2 separate regions of the Mus musculus genome follow, and region 1 is linked to region 2. The links are chromatin loops, found by intact Hi-C in ENCODE. Cell type or tissue: left cerebral cortex. All regions are shown on one strand. Each heading gives the region's core, and the rest is flanking DNA. Links, peaks and the distances in the headings are about the cores only.

What was found. Hi-C counts contacts between places; a loop is a spot of excess contacts. Peaks named below come from ENCODE experiments on the same cell type or tissue, not always from the same donor. Only the 100,000 strongest peaks of a DNase experiment are listed, where the experiment ranks them.
Region 1: it touches region 2 in a loop (9-fold over the local background); 3 of 42 quality-filtered maps call a loop at or near these places.

Annotation. Positions count from the first base shown.
Region 1 is chr9:45,531,915-45,542,485 of GRCm38, reverse strand. The region is part of intron 3 of Dscaml1 (DS cell adhesion molecule like 1); the gene reads right to left. Among named protein-coding and RNA genes, the nearest start is that of Gm22069, 98 kb to the left of the region's middle. In left cerebral cortex, for the core only: a CTCF peak has its summit at 7,940; DNase peaks (open chromatin) are centred at 3,764, 4,657, 7,009, 7,725 and 2 more places; H3K27ac peaks cover 5,306 bases.
Region 2 is chr9:45,426,066-45,436,636 of GRCm38, reverse strand. Dscaml1 (DS cell adhesion molecule like 1) reads right to left here and starts at 6,284. Exons shown (of 33, transcript NM_001081270.2): 1 at 6,125-6,284. The coding sequence starts at 6,170. 4833428L15Rik (RIKEN cDNA 4833428L15 gene) reads left to right here and starts at 5,405. Exons shown (of 5, transcript NR_040732.1): 1 at 5,405-5,492. In left cerebral cortex, for the core only: no CTCF peak of the experiment used is centred there; DNase peaks (open chromatin) are centred at 4,445, 4,829, 5,014, 6,280 and 3 more places; H3K4me3 peaks cover 4,045 bases; H3K27ac peaks cover 3,914 bases.

The sequences.
Region 1 (10,571 bases), core at 875-8,874, 110 kb before region 2:
CCAAGCTTTTGATTGAAATTTGGGTTGGGGCAAGTGAACAGACACAAGGCACCTACTATGTGCTGAAGTATTTGGAGCCTATGGAATATAGCAGGTAATAGACTGGACAAAGCATCTGCCTTGGCATGCAGAGTAAGCAAACAAATGACTCCCAGCTTAGGCTTTTAGAGGGAGGGGTACATGCTGAGCAGAGAAGATGGGAGCATGATTATTGCTAGAACTCAGGGAAAGGTTTTCTAAATAGTCCTGAGGGGAGCCGTGCAGATATCAGAGGGAAAACATCCCAGGAAGCAGAAACAGCTGCTCTGAAGGACCGAGGATGGCACAAGAGGCATGTTCAGGGATAATGGAATGTTCTAGTCCACTGAATCTGGATGGGAGAAGTAGCAGGAGACAAAGCCACAGAGAGTTGGACCAGGCCATGCCTGACAGGAAAAGACCGACTTTCACTCAGATGGAGTTGGGGGCTGGGAGTGTTCGAACTGACAAGGTGGATTTTCATACTAAAACCGTGGGAGTAGAAACACTAAGGGGCTTTGTCAGAAGTGTGGCTGGGGGCACGGCACGCTGGTGGGAGGGGACTAGAAACGCGTTTCTGGGGCACACTCTCCTGGGAATTCAGTAGTAACAGTGAATTTCCAGTAAGGCACAGCTGAACTCCTCACTGCAGTGTGCCCTGTGCAGCAGGGTTTACCATCCATGTCTCAAAGATTCCATAGCACTAGGGGACAAGAAAGGTCCCCTTCAATCTACTAACAGGATGATCTTAACGAAGCTGAGGGATTGCCCTCTCATATCCAGAGGTAGGGCTCAAGTCTTGTGGGCACAATGTGGGAGCATGGATGTGGGGGCTCCCTGGTCCTCCTTTACCAAGGCGACATTGCATAGACTGACTACCTACATAGCCAGGTTTCTTAAATGCCCCCTGCCTTCCAGGGCCAGATTGAGCAGGCCACCTTGGGAGGCTTTGTCAGGTCAAACAGCCTAATACCCCTTCCTGGGATGGTCCTTGGGAGTCTCCTCCTCTGCAAGGAGCCTGGCTTCCATGGTCACAGCTGCAGTGAAAATAAATCTAGGGCAGATGGAACCCAGAGCCTGCGGGGCATGAAGCTCCACACGTGGCAAGTTGCTTAAAAGGAGAGGAGGGGGACTATTCTCAGATGACCCTTCAGGGATAGCTTTGGCTCTTCTTACTCTCATATTTGCCCTTCATCCTTCTCTTCCTCTTCTTCCTCCATTTTCTGTTCCTGGAGACTGACTCCAGAGTTCCCAACCCCTCATCTATACCCCTAGCTGAATTTTAGCATTTTATTTTGAGATGGGACCTTACTAAAACTGCCTGGGCTGACCTTGAACTCATCCTATAGCTCAGGCAGAACTTAAATGGTGTTCCTCTTGCCTCAGGCTCCTGAGTAGCTTCCTTTACAGGCCCGAGACACTAAGGTTACTTCCTGCCCTCCTTCTGATCTCGGATCTCACCCTGTATTTTATAGACCAAGAATTCCACAGCTTTCTGAATTATGGGAATAAACCCTGTGGGTGGGCATCCATATTTTTCTCTCCCTCACTTATCCACCAAGCTCGTCAGCTCTTTAACACTTCCCACCTGGGAGAATCCAACAAGGCTTGGTCCTCTTGCCATGCAAGGACCACATCTGCATCCTTGGGAGCTTTAGGTGTATACAGCCTCCGAAGAGCCCAAGAAATCAGAATTCACATTCCAGCAAGAGCCTCGGGTCGTGCTATGCACAAGGACACTTGGGAAGTACTGCTCTGGGGCTATAGGCTTCTCCACCCCTTTAAAGTGCCCCTATTTCACCACCGGGCATCGAAATCCTGCCCAACCTGGAGAAGCCCGCTTGCCTTCCTTTTCCCAGGCAGTGACAAGATGGGTCCCACTGGATATGCTTCAGGATTTCAAGTTTGAACAAAACATCTCTTGACATGCCAGGCCTTTACTTGAATTTTCATTTTTAATTTGCAAAGTCGTGCTCACTACTCAGAGACCGCCTTCTCCTCCGTTGCCACCCACCCTCCCCCCTTTCCTAGTTCCGGCATCTCGCCTGCTCCCCACTTTAAAAAAATCCCACAGAAAACCCATGTGAAGACATCATTAGCAGGGAGCGTTTAATTAATTTAATAAATTAATCTTGGACTTTTTCATTCCTGCCTCCTCGGGAGTCCCTTCCGAGACACTGGGCAGGATCACAAACACCCACATAAAATCCTCCAGCCACCAGAAGCCTCTTCTATTAATATTACCGCAGATGAATATCATTATTTAAGCTTCTAACTGGCTACCCTGCTGCCAGCCTGCCTGGCATTCCCCCCTCCAGCCCAGTGTGAAATCTCTAAAGCTAACATTTGACCTTGCCATTCCTGTTTTGTCCTTCAGTGGCCTCTACCACCTTCATAAAGGTGGGGCCCTCCTTCCTTCAGGTGCTGTTAGTAAAGGGGAGAGGTTGGTTATCACTGAGGTGGGGTGCCTGGGTTTCCAGAGGTCTTTAACACTGTGTCATGTGTAGGGCGGCCCAGCAGAACAAAGGGACTTCCCACTCAAATGCTAGCAGCATCCTGTTGAGAAAGTATGGGATGCTCTTCTTGGGCTGGCACATGAGGCCATCTGCTGGGTACTCTTCCCACACCCCGCCCCTCCCCCACACCTGGCGCCTTCCCTGTTCCCACCTGCGGCAGCCAGGAATCTGAATTTAAGGATCTCCTGATTGCGGCCACTTACTCTGAACTCAGTTCCCTCCGGGTCCCCCCCCCCCAGTCTGCTTTTCCCCTATCCCCCTGCTTTTCAAGATGGGAGGGATGAGAGAAAGGTCTCCACCCGTCCAGGGTGGAAGTGATGTGGGACTTTGGCAAATGGATCAGAGTTTCAGGCGAAGATGAAATCTCTTAAGGAAAACAGACGAAAGGCGCCTCTACGCGTCACAGGGAAGAGAAGCGTCTATTGTGGGATCTGCTAGGTTGATAGCCCTACAGGATGTCCTTCAACCTTGATCCCGCCTCCAGCCATATGGCTCCATTGAGGGAGGGCATCTTCTCAGACAGGACAGTTGGCAGAGTTGATTCCTATGCCTAAGACAATGAGCACAATGCATTCCTCCCCCAGCCAGCTCTGTGACTCTTGCTTGGAACCCCAAAACACTATGTAGCATAGAGTTTTAGGAGAATGTGACAATGACCCTGAGCCCAAGAGTGATAGGAACAGATGCACAGCCCTCTCAGGGAAAGCTAAGAAGGCTAGCTACTGAATGGAGAAGATGGGGGTGCGGGGGGGGGGGGTATCACCTGGTCCTAGCTGGTTCTGTCCTCATTCTACTAAAGAGGAAACAGACCCCTGAGAGCCAGGGCCACTTGTCTGGGACCACAGGATTATTAAATGTCTTGAAGAGAAATCAGACAACATCTCCTACTCTCTACTTTACCACGGTGTCCCCTGTTCCTCTACTGAGGACTCAGCTTCTTGGCCAACTTGCTCATCCATGCATACCACACATTCACTCACTTCCATGGTCCTATCGTTGGTCAGGACTGATGAGGACAGATGGGGACAAGTGAAAGCAGCTAACAGAAAATCCCTGAGGAGTCAGGAGTCTAGCACTGCTACCCCTGGCCAGATGCCTTTCTTTGGTTAGTTTGGCTTTTACCCCATCCCGATGGGAACTGGAGGCAGACTGTGAAGACACCTGCAGTAATGTGTGATAGGAAGAGAGGTGAGGGAGGGATGAAGTGTCGGTAACTGAGCAACAAGGACATCAGTGCAGTGGCCTGAGCATGGTGGCTCCCAGGGACACCAAGGACACAGGACATCCAAGTGAAAAAGAGCAAAAGGCTTCCAGGGGGTTAGGCATTCTGCAGGCTCCTGGAGAGCATGGAGCCTAGCCAATCCAGAGCAGAATACATCAGCAGTCACACACCCATCAACTCTGCAAGTTAACAGAAGCTCAGAGGAGCCACACGGACAAATGCCAGAAGAGACTTTCCAGTCTATCTTAACACGGGGCCTAAGGATGTAGCTCTAGAAGCAAACTTCCTTGATTTGTATCCTGGGACTGCCACTGAGTCTGTGAGGCTTTGGCAGGTCACTCAACATTGCTTTCGTGTGAGCAAAACAGCAGGTATCTGCAGAACTTGACTCCTAGGGGTTGGTCAATGTTGCTGTTTTTATTTTGTTTCCATTCACCCCCCCCCCAGACAAGGACCCTAATGCTGGCCCCAATGGGAGACAGTAGAGCGAGTACTCATGTGCACTGACAGGCACAGACAGAAGCAGATAATACGTGGACCAATGGTCCCTTTCTCTTTTCTTGGGGATGACTAGTGAAGAGCCAATGCTCAGGATGTTAATCCCTGTTAAAGGCATCCCGAATGTCACACCCTTTCTCTTCACCTGCATAAGCACTAATGCTCTCCCTAAAAGGCTTGAGTGTCCCCAGTTCCCCACGCTTGTTCTCTGATCAAAGGCCAGCAGTGGGGTCCACACACAGGGAGAGTGAAAGAAAGGCAGATCACACAGGGGATGCGTTTGGATCTCCCCAGCCTCCCTCTTCCTCCTCATCTCTCCTCTCAAAGCAGCCTGCTCCACTGGCAGCCAGTGCCTCACTCGGAACCACCTTCTCCCTCCTACACGGAGGTACAGAACCCATCAGGGCTTGTTTTTAGCTGAGAACAAACTGTTCACACATTTCATTACCTTAAAGAAAAAAAGAAAGACAGAGAGAGGAAGGGGACATGTCGGGTGAAGCCACTGGTGACTCAAAAGCCAGAACTCAGTTCCATACGGAGGCTCGGAGTTAATGAGGAGGAGAGAGAGCAAGCAGAGTTTCATTAAGAAAAGATCAGGTTTGGAAGGAGGTGGCCCTTCCTGCTTTGTGTTGGTCTCTCTGTGCTGATAAGAGGTGTCCACGTAACGCACAACGCACTGTGGAGTGTCAACCTCATTTCAGCCCATAATGTGAAGGGTGCTGCTCTGGACTTCAGAATGTATGGGCCGCGAGGTGTGATTGCTGGGGCTGGCTGAGCACTCAGATCTTTAGCCAAAGGATGGGGCTGCAGGTTGTTGCCAAAGCGCTGTGAGCAGACTATGGAAGATGCCCAGGCAGCCCCATTGGAGCAGCCATTTCTGCAGCCAGTGCCCAGAGGTCAGCATGGGCGAACGGCAGATGAGGAGGGCCCATGTTGAAGCAGATCCCAATCAGCCCTACAGAGGGGTCAGGACCTTCATGGTATAGAGGCCCGTAGGGCTCTGCAGGGGCTAATTCAAACTTTTCAGGACAGATGTGTGGGTCGTATAGTGATTGAGAGACATACACTAGGTGTGAGGGACATTGTAGGAGCCAAGTATTTTGGAGTTGAAGAGAATCTACCTCAGAGGCCACATACTGAGGCTGGGATGAGGGGGCTCAAGAGAGTGATGCCACTCATTTAAGGTCACATGGAAAACAGGTCAAGTCCTCCTCTGGCAGATGCCACTTCCTCTCTTTAGCAACCCTGGTCATACTGTCTCTGGTCAGGCTAGCAAACAGCAAGGTCTGGTGGAGGGCAGACAAAGGAAGAACATGGCAAAAAATGGGTGCAGGCAGTATGAGAGAGGTATATACTCCCAGGGGCAGACAAATCAGGGGTCTCTTAGTCCCCACAAGACCTTGGTGGGATGAATGACCTGTCTGTCAAGGGGATGGTGCTTTGTCCCCCTAGAGCTGCTGTGAACCCCAGACTCAGCATTTTCCCTCCCGTTGTCTGTGAGTGGCAGCTCAGCCTCTCTGAGCCATTCTTTATTTGCAGGCTCGCCCTGCTGGGTCCTAAGGGTCTGGCTAGGCAAGCTTTAGGTTCAAAGAGGTATTCAAAGCCTCAAAGTCTTATTATTTGTGGAAGTCACTGTGATTTCTAGCAGTTATGCTATCTGTTCTCAGGACAATGACAGTGGACAGGTGGCATCTACAGTACTGAGCACTTATTCTTAGAAAGCAGGGCTGGAGCCCTGGCAGATGGGCGGTGGTCTTGCTCCATGGGAGACTTGCAGCTGAGGACTCCATCTCTGGTTGCACCCATCTGCCTGAACCCAGAAGTGTCGTGTCTTGGGAATGGGATACTGGGGAGAGAGACTGAGATGACGTGAGGTCCTAGTTCCCTCCCCACTGAGACCCTCAGCTTGCCTAAAGCCCTCCGTGAGTCAGGAGCTCTGAGCCCCACCTGACCAGGGGTCTGAAGGAAGATTATGACTGGGGACATGGGAGGTTGCTTCTTGTTTAGGCTCAAGTGATTAGAGACTAGCTCTCAAATTGCCATCCTGCCCAAGTACACTGAGGTAGTAAGTATCAGGTGTAAGCAGTTTTTAGCACACAGGTGTAGGGGCTGCCAGACCCAACCTCTGCACAGCAGGCGCTGGCCCCATCACACCAGAAGCAGAAAGTAGAGCCTTGCCTTCCGAGTGCTGGTTTGCAGCTAACATTGGCCCATTAGTCTCCTCTCCCCTCCCTCTTGGTCCTCAGTCCACACTGCCCACCTCCCTCAGTAAATAAAGTCCTCTTTCAACTGATTGTGACCGACCCAGCCATAGCCAATTGTAAACAACTCTTCACAGGTTTGTAGTTTCCTTTCCTAGGGAACCAGAATGGGAGGTGGATCGGGTTCAAAGAGGCGGCCATATGCCTGGGAGTAGGGGGAGGAACAGAGATGCCACTGGGATGCCAGGGATTCTGAAATCTAACACAGTGGTCAGCATAGGGGCGGGGAGGGGAGAGCTCACCCACCATCTCTCTACAAGTGGCACCAGGGCCAGAGGAAGATGGCTTGTTTGTTTGGCTCGGTGTCTCTAAAGAGTCTTTACACTGTGGCCCAAAAGCTGGTGATTGGAGCACTGAGTGAGTGAGAGGCTTGTGACCCACTGGGACCCACAGCACTTCTGCTCTTTAAGAGTCGAGCTGTAAGAGAATCAAGTTCTGTGGACGGTGTCTTGCACCCCTGTCCCGAAGCCGCATCCCTAGTGGGTAGGAGCTGCTCAGAAAGTGGGCTGATGAAGCTAGAAAGGAAGGGTAAGAGGGAGGGAGAGAGAAGGGGGGTGGGCAGCAGACAGAATGGTAGGAAGAAAGCCAAAGTGAACTACAGGAATTAAAGTCAGGGGCCATCTGGATTCAGATTTGGATCTGTATTTGATTCTGCAATTTTCCTGCATCTCTCTCTCTCTCTCTCTCTCTCTCTCTCTCTCTCTCTCTCTCTCTCTCTCTCTCTCTTCCCCCCCCACCTGGGGCTCAAACCCAGGGCCTTCTGCATACCAGGCAAGTACTTGACCATAGTTACACCCCACACGTAGTACACAGAATACTCTCTAACCCCTAGGAAGTTAACACCATCCCACTTAAAAAAATGAGGAAATAAAGCAAGCTTAGATATAGTATAATCTTTACTGGTAGGGTAGAAGAGAAATTGAAAGTATGAATTATTAACATGACTGCTGAGGGAAGATTCTCGATGGCAGGTGTACCATGTCCTTACACAAAGGGCCCCAGGGACGTCAGGGGAAAATGGCCAGATGGCTGGAACCTCTGATGTGACCACCATTGTCAGACTATGGCTGGACAGACCTCAAGGTCCAGGGGGTCTAGAGGCAGCTGCACAGGCAGCTCTGAGCGTGGGCTGTGACTTGCTCCCCTTCCCTGTGACAGCTGTAGGGGAGGGGGTGGCAAACTGGGGAGAGAAAGCCCGCACCCGGAGAAGGGGTGGGAGACAGGAATGTATCCGCAGCAGAAGCAGCCATAACATGGGAGAAAAGGATGGTGTCTGGGAAGATAATGACTCAGAGACTCTGGAGCGTAAAACTGCTACAGAGATGCCAACCCTGAGGGACGGAACCGGCAGGGACATGGCTGGGTGCTCCCAGGAACCATTAAGGGAGGCTCTTGGTTAGGTCCAGGAGCATAAATCCCTTTCACCTCTAGGTGGGGGCCTCTGTTCTGTTCTTTGGTGCAGGCCAAGCTTGCCATTTTCTACATAGGTTCTAAGGCCAAGCAGGACAAGAATTAGAGGAAGGTACAGGAGGGTTTCTTCTGTCTCTTTAGCTCTACAGAACCTCACCTCCCCCATCAGGCTCCCAGAGGTAAGGGATAGGGCCTCTGACTGGGCTTCACCTGGGACAGCCTGTGTGACTTTAGACAATCCCCCGAACCTCTCTGTACCTTGTGTCTGTAAGGAAAGGACACTCAGTGCAGATTTGCCTTCTCTGCCCTAAAGGGCTGAACAGAATAAAAGCCCTAAGGGACATAGAATCCAGTCAATTAGAACTTCCTTCTAGACTCTTCTAGAATGTACTAAAGGACAGCCAGAGTTATGACGATTATCCTGATTTTCTCAGAAGCCAGCAGTAAATCAACCAGGCAGGGGTTCGACTCTCCTCTGGAGGCTCAGGGACCCTTTCAGGTGGGATTCCAGGAAGTCCACTGGCCCTAAAGAAGAGGTGGGCTCTGGAGTGCTGAGTGGGAGAGAGGCTAGTGACCCTAGCTCTGAGTGGCACACACTCCTCATGGCCCAGGACATAGCAGAGCTATTTCTTCTCCTGCTGTCCTAGAGCTTCCATTTCCGGGAGGTGACCTCAGGACAAGACAGCTGACCCAGAGGTCTCAGGCCCTTAACTTCACAGATGAAGCCTTGTCCCAGGGAAGAGATGTCCCGGGAAGGAACCTGCAGACAGCTATCTTCAGTAAAGACAACACAGTGCTTTTGGTTTTTCGAAACAGGGTTTTCCAGGCTGGCCTCGAACTCAGAAATCTGCCTGCCTCTGCCTTCCCAAGTCTCTGCCTCCCAAGTGCTGGGATTAAAGGCATGCTCCCGGAATTTTTTTTTAAAGATTTATTTATTTATTTATTTAATATATGTGAGTACCAGAAGAGGACATCAGATCTCATTACAGATGGTTGTGAGCCACTATGTAGTCACTGGGAATTGAACTCAGGACCTCTGGAAGAGCAGTCAGTGCTCTTAACCACTGAACCATCTCTCCAGCTGTTCTTAAGGTTCTTAAGAACACAGTTCTTAAACCCAGGCTTGTCCAACCTTGACACTATAGCAGGAAGTCACTGGCCACAGAGTTACAAGAAAAGAAACAATAATTACAAAAAGGAGAAACCCGTCATAAGTTTTTAAGTTTATGAGTTTGTTTGGGGCCACATTCTTACTAGCCTCATCTCCCTGCAGTCCAAGGCTGGGCACACCTTTAGACTGAAGTGCTAAAAAGATCCACTAAAAAAAAGTCCAGTAGTTTTGCTTTCAGGGTTCTACCCTCTGCAGCTCACTGGGACAGCACTACCTGGGAACTGGTTAAAATGAGGCTTTATGCGTTTTCAAGCGCAGGTTAAAATGGATCCTCTGGCTTCCAGGGTCTCCTAATCGGTTCTCTCTCGGGTTACTTGACAGTTCTCTGAAACCTGAAAAATTATGAATCCGAAACCTACGACTAAACAGTGCATAGCAAGAAGCACAGGTCTGCTCTAGAGAAAACCTTGCTGAACTGGAGAGAGAGAGCGTGGCTAAACACGTGCTGTTCATGCACAAGGACCTGAGCTCCATCTCCAGCACCCATGTAAGAGTGAGCATGGCAGCGTGTGTTTGAAATCCAAGCATTGAGAAGGCAAAGAGAGGAATGAGAGAGAGAGAGAGAGAGAGAGAGAGAGAGAGAGAGAGAGAGAGAGAGAGAGATCGCGATCGCTTCCTAATAACAGCTTATGAGATCTACTGGGGAGCATCTCTGGGGTGGGGGTGGGGTACAGGGCAGACATCCTCAGCATAAGGGGCAGTAATAGGATGTAGGAGCTGACTGCTCAGGTCTCTCTCTGCTTTGGAGCCTATATGAGTAGCTTAGGAAGGCCTGGAGTGATGCGTCCTGTGTCCCCCTCCCTGCCCCCGGCTTCCCAGGCTGCTGGCAGTCTAGCTCCAAATGCACCACCTCTGTGGAGCAGAGACCAGCAGGCTTAATTCACATTCTCCTGGAGGACAGGTATTTGCATCAGAAATTACCCTAGAACTTAATTCTGCATAATGTTGCTCAGACAAACGACACCCCTGAAACTCTTTACCGAGGCCAATAATAACATAACTGCGGAGAGAAATAATGAACAGGAGCAGGGGAGAGGGATAACTGGGGAGGCGAGGGCAAGGAAGCAGCAGGAAAAGAGGCAGGCTTCTAGTCTGATGGAGTTTTGTCTTTCCTAAAGTCACTGGCGCAGTGTTCACACCTAGTAGGTGCCCTATAGATAGGTTTGAAACTAACTCCAAAAGCAATATGGAGAGGAGGAGAGCTGCTTCTGTTCGTTAACTACCTTACGAACCGACTCTTAATCCTGTGTTCACAGAGTCTCCAGGGTACTCAGTGTAAATCAGGCACTGTGGGGCACTTTGGCCCCTGTCCTCGTGGCACACCAAGTCCTGTGTTGATCTCACTGTATGCAGACACAGACAGACACAGATACAGACCCAGACAGACAGGGACACAGATACACACAGACAGACACAGACAGACATGGACACAGACAGACACAGACACAGACAGACACACACAAATACAGACACAA
Region 2 (10,571 bases), core at 1,528-9,527:
GACAGCTGGGACACCGGTCATTCTACCCATCTTACAGACTATAGGATAGAATCATCTCAACTTGCCTGTGATAAGTCAGCCAAACCTTGTTTTCTAGGTCCACAGAGACTGTTCTCTTCAACCATGCATGTGCATATACGTGTGTGCGTGCGCGCACACACACATCTCTTTGGAAAAATCAGCTTCATGAATATGCAACTAGCATTTGAATAACTGTTCTTAATGAAGATGGTGACCTTGGAAACTGTCAGAGCAAGCATCATGTGGAGCAAGGGCATGGGGAGGGGGCAGGGGTGCTGAACAGACGAGGAGAGCAGCAGCTGGAGTGGCACCGGTGGCACCTAAGGCTAATGCTGCCCACGCCACAGCAGCCCTGGACAAACATCTGTCCAACAGAGCACATGGGTTGATGTGCTCACAACCATCCCTCTTCCCATTTACAGACTTCCCTAGGCTATAGCCTGCTATGGGCGTCCCCTGACCTCTGTGTCTTATGCTCTTTCTGAATGGCAGATTGAGTCATAGAGTAAGGGGTGATCAGGATTCTGAAGGTCATGGGTAGTCTCTGAACACAGGACTACCTAGACAACAGAGAGGCTCACCTCAGCGGGAAGAGACACTTGGAAGGTTCATCCTATGAGGAACACTTGTCCATTCTCTGCATTGGATTAGAGCCATGCTTCTTGCTTTCCCTACACTAAGCATGGCGAAGACACACAGCATCCCCAGCTTTCACTGGAGACAAGAAACCAGCCCTGGCTCCCCTCAAAGGCTCTTCCTCGGCCACTGCCCTCTCCAGCTGCTGCCACTAGCCATGAGGAATGGGGAGAGGGTGGTGTGGGACTCCCCAAGGACAACCAGATGTCCACTTGGCTACAGCTGTCTTGTAGAAACAGAATCCCAAAGGCTACCCTGCAAGGTGATAGATGGAATGAATTCATGTCCCCTGTCCTCATTTGGTCTTTCTTATTGTCATAAAGATGAAGACCATTAACCTTCCTGGAAATGTGGCTGGCTAATACAACTGCTCAGGAGAGACAGGATTTCCAAATCTCTTTTGAGGTCAAGGCAGGAGGATGAAGGCGGGGGTGGGTAATGTAGGAAGCAGAGGGGCCTAATGTTTATTGAGCACCAGCTCTGTTCTGGCTACAGTATATACTTTATCTTCCTTAGTCTCACTTCACAGATAGAGGGAGAGAGGCTCAGAGATTCCCCCCTACATCTCACACCCAGTAAATGCAGAGCCAGGATGTACACAAAGGGCTTAATTTGGCTCCAAATTTCCACCATTGAAGCCAGACCAGTCTTCCCCCGACACACATGAGCGCACACATGCACGCACACAAGCACGCACGCGCACACACACCAATATATGAAACAGATAAGCACTTGATTGACTCTGTCCCTCTATTTCCACACCCCCTGAAGCCCCCACTTAGAGCACCCTTTGAAGCATGAACCCCCTGGGCTTGAATGGACCAGAACCCTTCTGGACCAGCAAGCATGCAGAGGCACATTCCAGGACTTGGAACCAGGTGAGATTTGCTCAGGGCCCCAGAAAAACAGACAAGGCCATCCCTAGGCCGTGCTCCCACCACAGATATCCTAGCTGGCTGGCCAAGAGTCATCACACTGCTCTCCTAAGCGCCTGCCCTCCAAACATTATTTAAGCAATATACAGCTCATCTGCCTTCTCACAGACCCCAGAGAACTTCTGTGGGCCCAAACAACCTTAATCACAGGAAAAATGACGCCTCAATGGTCAACACCCCCCCCCCAAAGGCTGAAGGACAAGGCAGCACCTTGCCTCCCCTAGTACTCCCATCCCATCCACCTATGGTTTGTCACTCCTAACCACAACCCGAAGCATTCTGCTCCCACTGTTCGAATGCTCTATTCCCAGATGGTTAGCACTGCCCCTAGGTAGGTTCCTATAACTGGAATCCTGAGGCACCAGAAGAACAGCGTATACTCCATATTTGCTCTGCCTTGGGTTATCTCTGGCCATTGTCACCCAGCCTATCCTAATCACCCAGAGCCACTCTCTATCTTGGATATAGAAACGGGGAGCTGCCAGGCTGCTCTGACAGTGCTAAGTGTGGGTAGGCCTGAAACTTGGAAACTGTATGGAAGTTACCAGGCCTTTTCTCTCCCACTCCTGTCCATTCCGTTCCATGCAAGGAAAAAGCTACTGCTTAACTCCTACTGAAGCTGGGATTAGGATGCTGGGTTCTTGGCCTGGCTAGGTGAGCATGCAAATCAACATGCAAATGATATGCAAATCTGGAGCCTGTTCTTAGGTTCCTGGCCTCCTGCCATCTCTGCTGCATTCAGTTCACTATTCTGGTACCCTGATTCCAATCAATGTACTAGGTTAGGGGCTAGGGAAGCACTTCAGTAAACTAGGGGACCTTCCCTTGTAACTACTTCAAATTCCCCTCCAAGAAACATTTCCTCCAAGAACGTAGGGAAGGAGGGAACCTCCAGCCTCAGGCCTGATCACCCAGCTAGAGCTCTCTGAACAAATAAAGTCGTATTTCACCAGCCAAGGCAGGGAACCAAACCAATCACAAGGATGGCATCCCTAAAGACACGGAGAGACTAAGGGCTCTTATGGTACACACCCCCTGCCAAAGGCTCCACACCTGTGACATGTTCTAAGCATATCCTCGCCCTGTGTTTGGGGACCCCTTGTCTAACTGCTTCTTGAGCAAACCATCAGCAGGCCAAAGCTGACTGTTTGTGTGCCCACCTCTCCCCTCTCTGTAAGAAAAACAGCGGCTCTGGCCAGTGCCCAGCATCTGCTCAACTTCAGGACTGCCTTTGGGTCAACTGCTTACTCGCTTTTTGTGTCTAATTGAGCTCCTCGTTCTGCGGCAGAAATGTATTAAGGCAGCTGGTGTTGATGCCCAGGAAAAGGAGGCATCTGAAAGGCTCGGTGGGTATCATGGCACTTGCTTTTCCCTTCATCTTATCCTAGCAGCCAGGGTCCTGGCCCACCCTTTTCCTCCTCCCAGATACTCACTGGTCCTTTGCCTACCCCCACCCCCAAGTTGTTCTTGCCACTTCGAGATTTTAAAAACATGCCCCCAGTAAACCCCCCTTTTTAATTAGACACTGAACGGAATGCTAGAGATTTTCTTAATGGCCTGACAAAGGCTTTTAATTTGGTCTTCTCCAGAGAGAGGAACCCTGAGTCTCCATCGGAGAGGTTGGGGTGGGAAATGAAAAAATCAATGCAACCCATTATTTTGGCTTTTAGAAAACAGGAATTTTAGTGCCGAGGAAGCTTGTTCTTTTACACAGTAAAAATGCAAATTCGGGCAACACAGATGCTGGCACGCTGGATGTAACAACAGAGAGAGCCTCACTGGGGTTCATCTGGCTGCCCAGACCTGGATTTGTTTTGGCAATAATAAGGCAGTTATTGGAGACTCGATAACCGATTATTAAAACACCTTCCTGGTTTAGTTCTGGGGAAACAGGCTGAGCTCGGGCTTCGTCAAAAAAAAAAAAAAAAAAAAAAAGGTATTTTGAGAGGAATGGAAATAACAGAAGCTTAAAACACATTCAATAACTGCTTAATTCCATCCAGAGGACGCTCCATCTCCTCCTGTTTTCTTCTCTCTGCCTGCCGCCTCCCGCTCCTCACAGATGGACGTACAAATTATTGCAAGAGGATATTGTTTTCTGTAACAGGCTGGAACATTCGCATTTACATTTTCCTTGGTGCCGCGGGGGTGACTGGCAACGAGAGAGAAATAAACCACGCCCCATCTTTCTTGCTTTCCCCACATTACGTCTTCCCCCCTCCCCAGCCGCCTCCACCACCCACCTACCATGCCACCCCAAGCAGAACAGGCCCCTGGGGATCAGCCTGGCACCTAAGACCCAATTAAGGCACCAAGGAAAAGATAGGCCTGTCTGGCAAGGCTGCCTGGCGCCCAGCACAGATGCTGGTGCTCTGAATGGCAAGGGAGCCAAGGATCTGCAGACCCAAAGGCCACCCAGGGCCGCCATACCTGGTAACTCCTGTCTACCCACAAGACCTAGTTGTGGCAACTTCCTGCCTGCGTAGGAGAGGGCTCTGCCCCTCCAGCTGTTGCCCTGTGGCCTTCTGGGCCTTTCTCCACCCCCACCCCCATCTGCTCCTTCCCTATCAAATAACTGGGGCTTCATTTATTAATGCAGCGCTCCTGGGTGGGGGTGGGTGCAGTCCTGCAGGTATTTGTGAAGGAGGCTGCAGGGCTGAGAAATGGGCTGTTCCTGGGAGCAAGGTTAGGGACAAAGCAACTGAGTGTGGCCACAGCTCTGGTCCGTGTTCCTTGCCTGACAAATGGAAAAGGGAAGGGGGTTGGAGTGAGAGCTATGGAGAGAGAAAGCCGCTCCTCACCTTATGTATATTTAATATTAACGTAATTAAAGCTGTGAGCCAAACCAGCCTGCCAGGGTGGAGGGAAGCAGGAAGAGCCCCAAGAAAGAAAATTGGTGTGTGTGGTGTGTGTGTGTGTGTGTGTGTGTGTGTGTGTGTGTGTGTGGTGTGTACTGGAAGCAGGAGGCAAGATTGTTGCTCTCAGGTGGGATGAAGAGGTCAGATTAGGAGTCCAGGGGGGCAAGGAGTTAAGCAAGCAAGTCTAGCCTTGGTGTGTTACCCGGTGGCCCCCTTGGCCTGAGAAAGTCCATTACTTTGCTCACCATTTGAGGCCACCCGCTACCCAGCACCCGTATCTTCTGGACAGAATCCCAGTGGACTAGGCCATCAGACTGGCTCTGAGTAGGCCATCAGACTGGCTCTGACCCGGCCATAGCACTAATAAGGGCTAGGTTCCTCCTTTAATCTACCGAGCATTGCTTTGGGCTCTGGCAGGTTACAAACTCCGTACATCTCCAGGCATTAGCAGAGGACTAGACCCCTCCCCCGGGCTCTTGGCTGTCCTTCTCCATTGCCTAGAGGGGCAAGAATTATTATTGGACCAGGCCAACCCATGCAAAGGGGGCGAAAGGAGAAGCTGCCCTCTGGGCGCGAAGGAGAAAAGTTAGAGGCTTGAGCAGGTAAAGCCGAGAAGCGTCTGTGCTCTACAGCGCAAGGGCGCGGAGTTCGGCCGCCTCCTCTCCCTCCTGCCATCTGCGCGCCCGGGGGCACGTCCTCTACCACAGCCTAGAAGCTCAACTGCCCGCGCTGCCCAAGTGTCGATTTGGTGCCCAGATTGCTAACCATCGAAAATGCCTGCTTTTTGCCAACCCCTCAGTCCCGGCTGCCTCTCAGATCAGGTGCACGGAACCCCGGGAGCAGGTCTGGACATGCCGGACACCTGGACCCACCCCTAGCAACCTTTTCTCTCCCGGGAAAGGGACACGCCCCCCAGTCTGAACACTTGTCCCCAGGTCCAGCAGGCCAAGCGCCGGAGCGGAGAGTCTTGCACCTTGGGGCGCGCTGCCTAAGGTGGTCAGGGAGACGCAGAGAAGCCGGAGCCAGCGCCTGGGGTACAGGGGTGAGACATAGGTGATGGCGACTCTTGGGTCTGAAGAACAAACTTGGTGTCCGAGGGAACCCCCACCCCTGGGGACCCCTAGCTCCCCAGCCCTGCACCCAGCCAGGCGCGGATAAGCGCCATGCGGTGCGCCGGCATTTGCGCCAGGGCGGGGGTCGAGGGCGGTCGAGGGGCGCACGAAGCTACGGCAGGAGTGATCTTCCCTAGGTCCAAGGACCCAAATACCGAGGGCTCCCGGATGAAGTCTCAGTCCGAGGACCACCTGGCTCGCAGGGCACCCCGGGGTCCCAGCTCCAGCAAGCCGCGGGAGCGGGCTGGGGGCTGGGGGAGGGGGCCAGGGCAGAACTAAAGCTGGGCTGCGATGGGAAAACCAGGGGTTCCTTTGCCACCGCCCCCCACGGGCGCGCCCCTAAACGGCAGGCGCAGGGGGGCTGGCAAGCGGTCCCAGGCTGACTCTCACCAGACCCTTCTCTCGGAACCGCCCCAGCTCTCGCGCCCACCCAGCGCCATGCACCCGAGTGGGTCCAGCACTCGGGCACCTGGAGCCCACTGGGCACCGCACCTTGCCTCCAGCCGCGCGCATCCCAGCCCCGCCGCCTCCACCGCCCAGCCGCCGGCAGCGCGGGTCTCACCTTTGTGTAAAGAGTCCAGGAGCAGGAGGAAAGTTACCAGCCACATGCCATAAAGAGGCCCTATTCTCCGGGGAGGTGGTCCTGTGGCCGGCCGTGCGGCAGCGCCTCTCCCCCGCTCAGCGCGCTCCCAGCCGCCCGCACTCGGCGCCCCGCTCTCTCTGCTCCTCAGCCCAGCGCGCGGCGGCGGCTCCTCCCTCCTCGGCTCCCCGGCTCCTGTCATCCACGGGGCTGGGCTAGGCGGCCGCTTTCCCCGCCCCAGCCCCCCGCGACACCCCGGGGTGGTGAGTGCTACTCCAGCCCCAGCCTGGGGTCACTTAGTCCCACAAGCTTAGGGGACAGAGGTGGGGACCCTGACCAGACAGTCTCGATCCTGCTCCTCTGGTCGAGAGAGGAGAGGGGTCCCTGTAACTCGCAGGCTTTTGAGCCTATGGTCGCACAGAGGCATATGTCATACATGTGCTAAGAGTCTGCCATGTAAGGGGAAAAGAACACGGGTTTTTCGCCCGGCCGGTCATTCAAAGCCATTGCTGGCTGTTTCTTTTGGACTCAGTTTCCCTCCACGAATGGGAGAGCATAGGTGCTCTGAGTAACATCTGGGCTAAAAATCTTTGAAGACATTTGGTACTCTATATCTCAATGCCCAATCGTACGTGTTGCTCCCAAACCCTTAGTCACTTCTGCAAGTCAGCTTCCTGGAGAAGCTGTCTCAGACCACCCATCCCCAGCACTGTCCAAATATACACTAGAACCTAATACTTAAAAAAAAAAAAGCCAGTCATTTACAATGCACAGATAATGCCTGTTCTATGTGTGCTTTGTCCCTCTCTCCCTAACCTCCCCCCACCACACCCCCCGCGCCCCTGCACACACACCATCACAGCTTCCTCGCCTTGCAGAATCTGTCTGGTCAAGACAAAGTGAGGAGAGTGCCTTATCAGCCACCAAATGGAAGCCTAGCACAGCTGAGCTCTGAGACAGGCACCATGTCATGCCTGACTCTGACGTGGAAGGCTGATGTGGTGAAAGTCTTCTTTTGTCTTAATTCTCAAATAAGAGGCCACACAGGTTCCAGAGAAGGGGTCCAGCTAACCCGAAGATACACTAGGTGCCAGCACAGAACTCTCCATGCAAATAGCCACCTGTTTTGACCTGGCTTTCTGTGAGGCATAGTAGGAAAGGTGGGAGAAGCTGGGAGCTGCGGTTCTGTCTCCTCCAGATGTCTCACCCAAGTTCAGGCGAAGAACCAGGTTTTCTCATTCACAGGTTTTGCCAAAATATGTCTAACGTTTTAAACTAAAATTTGAAAGCTGTGCTTTTTTTTTAAATGGAAAGATCCGTAAAGTGTGAAATTGCCGTTTTAACCAGTTTTAAATTTGTGTGTGTGGTGTGTGTACAGGTCTCCGTGGGTGCAGGTGCATGTGTATGCATGTGTGTGTGGAGACACTGGTCCATGTCAGGTGATTTTCCCCCTATAGATCTCTCTTCACTTTATATTTTGAAACAGGGTCTCTCTCACTTAAACCTGGAGAGCCAAACTCAGCGCTCCCTGCTTACACAGCAAGCATTTTACAAACTGAGCTCTCTCCCGCCCTCATTTTAGCCATCGGTTAAGCTTACTACTACTAAGTAAAGCCCCAATGTTGTCCAACCATTATCGTGTCCCATGTCCAGATTTTTTCCCCCATCAAACTAAGCAGAAGCTCCTCATGCCACTTTCCAGTCTCTGGAACCTCCCCTCCCCTCAGTCTCTGGAACCTCCCCTCCCCTCAGTCTCTGGAACCTCCCCTCCCCCCAGTCTCTGGAACCTCCCCTCAGTCTCTGGAACCCCCCTCAGTCTCTGGAACCCCTCCTCAGTCTCTGGAACCTCCCCTCAGTCTCTGGAACCTCCCCTCAGTCTCTGGAACCGCCCCCCCTCAGTCTCTGGAACCTCCCCCCCCCCAGTCTCTGGAACCTCCCTTCCCCCTCAGTCTCTGGAACCTAACCCTCCCCCAGTCTCTGGAACCTCCCTTCCCCCTCAGTCTCTGGAACCTAACCCTCCCCCAGTCTCTGGAACCTCCCCTCCCCTCAGTCTCTGGACCCCCCCCCAATCTATGGAACCTTCTCTCAGTCTCTGGAACCTCCCCTCAGTCTCTGGAATCCCCCCCCCAGTCTCTGGAACCTTCTCTCAGTCTCTGGAACCTCCCCTCAGTCTCTGGAACCCCTCCTCAGTCTCTGGAACCTCCCCTCCCCCAGTCTCTGGAACCTCCCCTCCCCTCAGTCTCTGGAACCCCCCCCCCAGTCTCTGGAACCTTCTCTCAGTCTCTGGAACCCCTCCTCAGTCTCTGGAACCTCCCCTCAGTCTCTGGAACCTTCTCTCAGTCTCTGGAACCTCCCCTCAGTCTCTGGAACCTCCCCTCAGTCTCTGGAACCTTCTCTCAGTCTCTGGAACCGTCCCTTGACCTCTGTCTCTGTGCACTTGACTAGTCTAGCTGCTTCATAGTGAGTGGAAAGCATAGATAGCCCTTTGCTCCTTTCCTGTCTGCCTTAGCGCATCTTTTCAAGGTTTAACCATGTTACAGCACGTGGCAGAACTGCATTCCTCTTTACGGTTGAATAGTACTCTATTGTGTGTCTACACAACACTTGTTTATTCATTCATCCATCAAATGCATGCTTGGGTTGACTCCACTTTTGATTCTTGTGAATGACTATGCTATCAGCACATTTGTAAGAACAACTCCTTGGGCCCCCACTTTCCATTCTTGGGGTACAGACCCAGAAGTGAGATTTCTGAATAGTATGATAATTTTACGTTTAACTTTTTAAGGAACTGCCAGACACATTTAATTTTTTAATCCAGTATTTTAAGAGTTTAAAGGGCTCTCACCTGCGATTACTCTGTGTAACTCCCATAAAGTCTATGAAAGTTTCATCAGGCTCCTTTAAAACTGGCTAGGAAATTGAGGCTCACACAGGATCACCAGACTTGAAGAATTCAGGTCTCCAGACCCTAGCAGTTGCTTGCTCTTTGCTGTGCAGCCGTCCCCGGTGGTTGGGCCAGCTTTTGGGTAGGTGGCTTGTTGTCTGTAAATGGACAGCAGAGCACAGAGGTCAGACTTCAGGGGGGTGTTTGACACAACCTGGCCCAAAGCTGTGCTTTGCAGGTGGCTCCCTGAGAGGAGAAGCTACACACCTGTCTGAGGTCATACAGGAAGTGACAGGGTCCACTTGTCTTCTTTCCTGTCCTGTCTTCTGCTGCCTTCTCACACCACCCTAGCCTATGGGAGTCATTGTTTCATTGTGCCCCTTCCTGTTGAAGGAGAAACTCATGGAGAAGAATCCAGTTATTTAAAGCTAAGCCTATTGACCCCAGAGCACCTGGTCAGGCTGTGCCTAAAATAAACCACTAAGTCAGACGGGATGAAAGAGCCCTGTCTGCAACAAGGGGACAAGGCCAGAGAGGGCCTGGGATGACAGCACAGATGCCCCAGCTCTGAGCCTCCAGGCTAGAGGAAAAAGAGGTTTCCTCTCCATCCACCTGAAGTACTCCCTAGAACGCTAGTATCTCCTTCATGCTGATTACACAAGACCTGTGTGGTACCTAAAGGGTGAGGTCATTCACCATGTCTGTCCCTTGAAGAGGAAGCAGCTCTATTCTTCTGACATAGAGAGAAATCTAAGGGAGGATAAGTTCAGGGGCTCCTACTAGCAGAGAGACTTTCCAACACTACCCTTAAGAGTGTGGCCTTGGACTCAGACTGTGTCAGACTCAGTCCAACCCTGCCACTTGCCGCAGAGTCCCCTGGGAAACATTTGTGTGTCAGATCGTGGTGTCCTCACCTGGAAAGTGGAGACAGCTCAGCATCTTTGGCAGGAAGTCAGGTGAGAATTAACTAGGACAAGCCTGGTGGCCAGCACAGCATGGCACAACTAAATATTACTGATGTCATTGGCTTTGCTCACAAAGACCTTGACTGTGCCGGGGTAGAAACTGCTCTGCTGGGGGACCTGGGGTCCTGCACCCCATGTCATGACAAGGCCGTAATGAAGGAGTTGGGGACCCTGGCAAGTGGCTGCAGAAATGTGGACAGTGTTCACCAATATAGGAAGGGAGGAAGGCAAGGAGGGAGGGCAAGAGGGAAAGAAGGACTAGGATGGAGAGATGGACAGACAGAGGGGTGGAGGGACCTGATAACAAACAGGTCTTACTTTTTGTATTGCCATTTCCTACATTATATTCCTCTCTGGTACTCAGGAAGCCCTCTGGCAGTGACAGTGAGCAGTCAAATGTACTCAAAGCCCCCTTTCCTTCCCCTTGTGTGGGGGCTTCTTGCCATGCCTGCACCTTAAGGAGATGCAAAGTGCAGGGGAGGAGATCCAGTTTGTTCCTTCACAGTCCTGAACCAGGTGGGAACCCCCACACCCACGTGCAAGTCTTCGTACACCAGTGTAAGAACAAACACAGTTG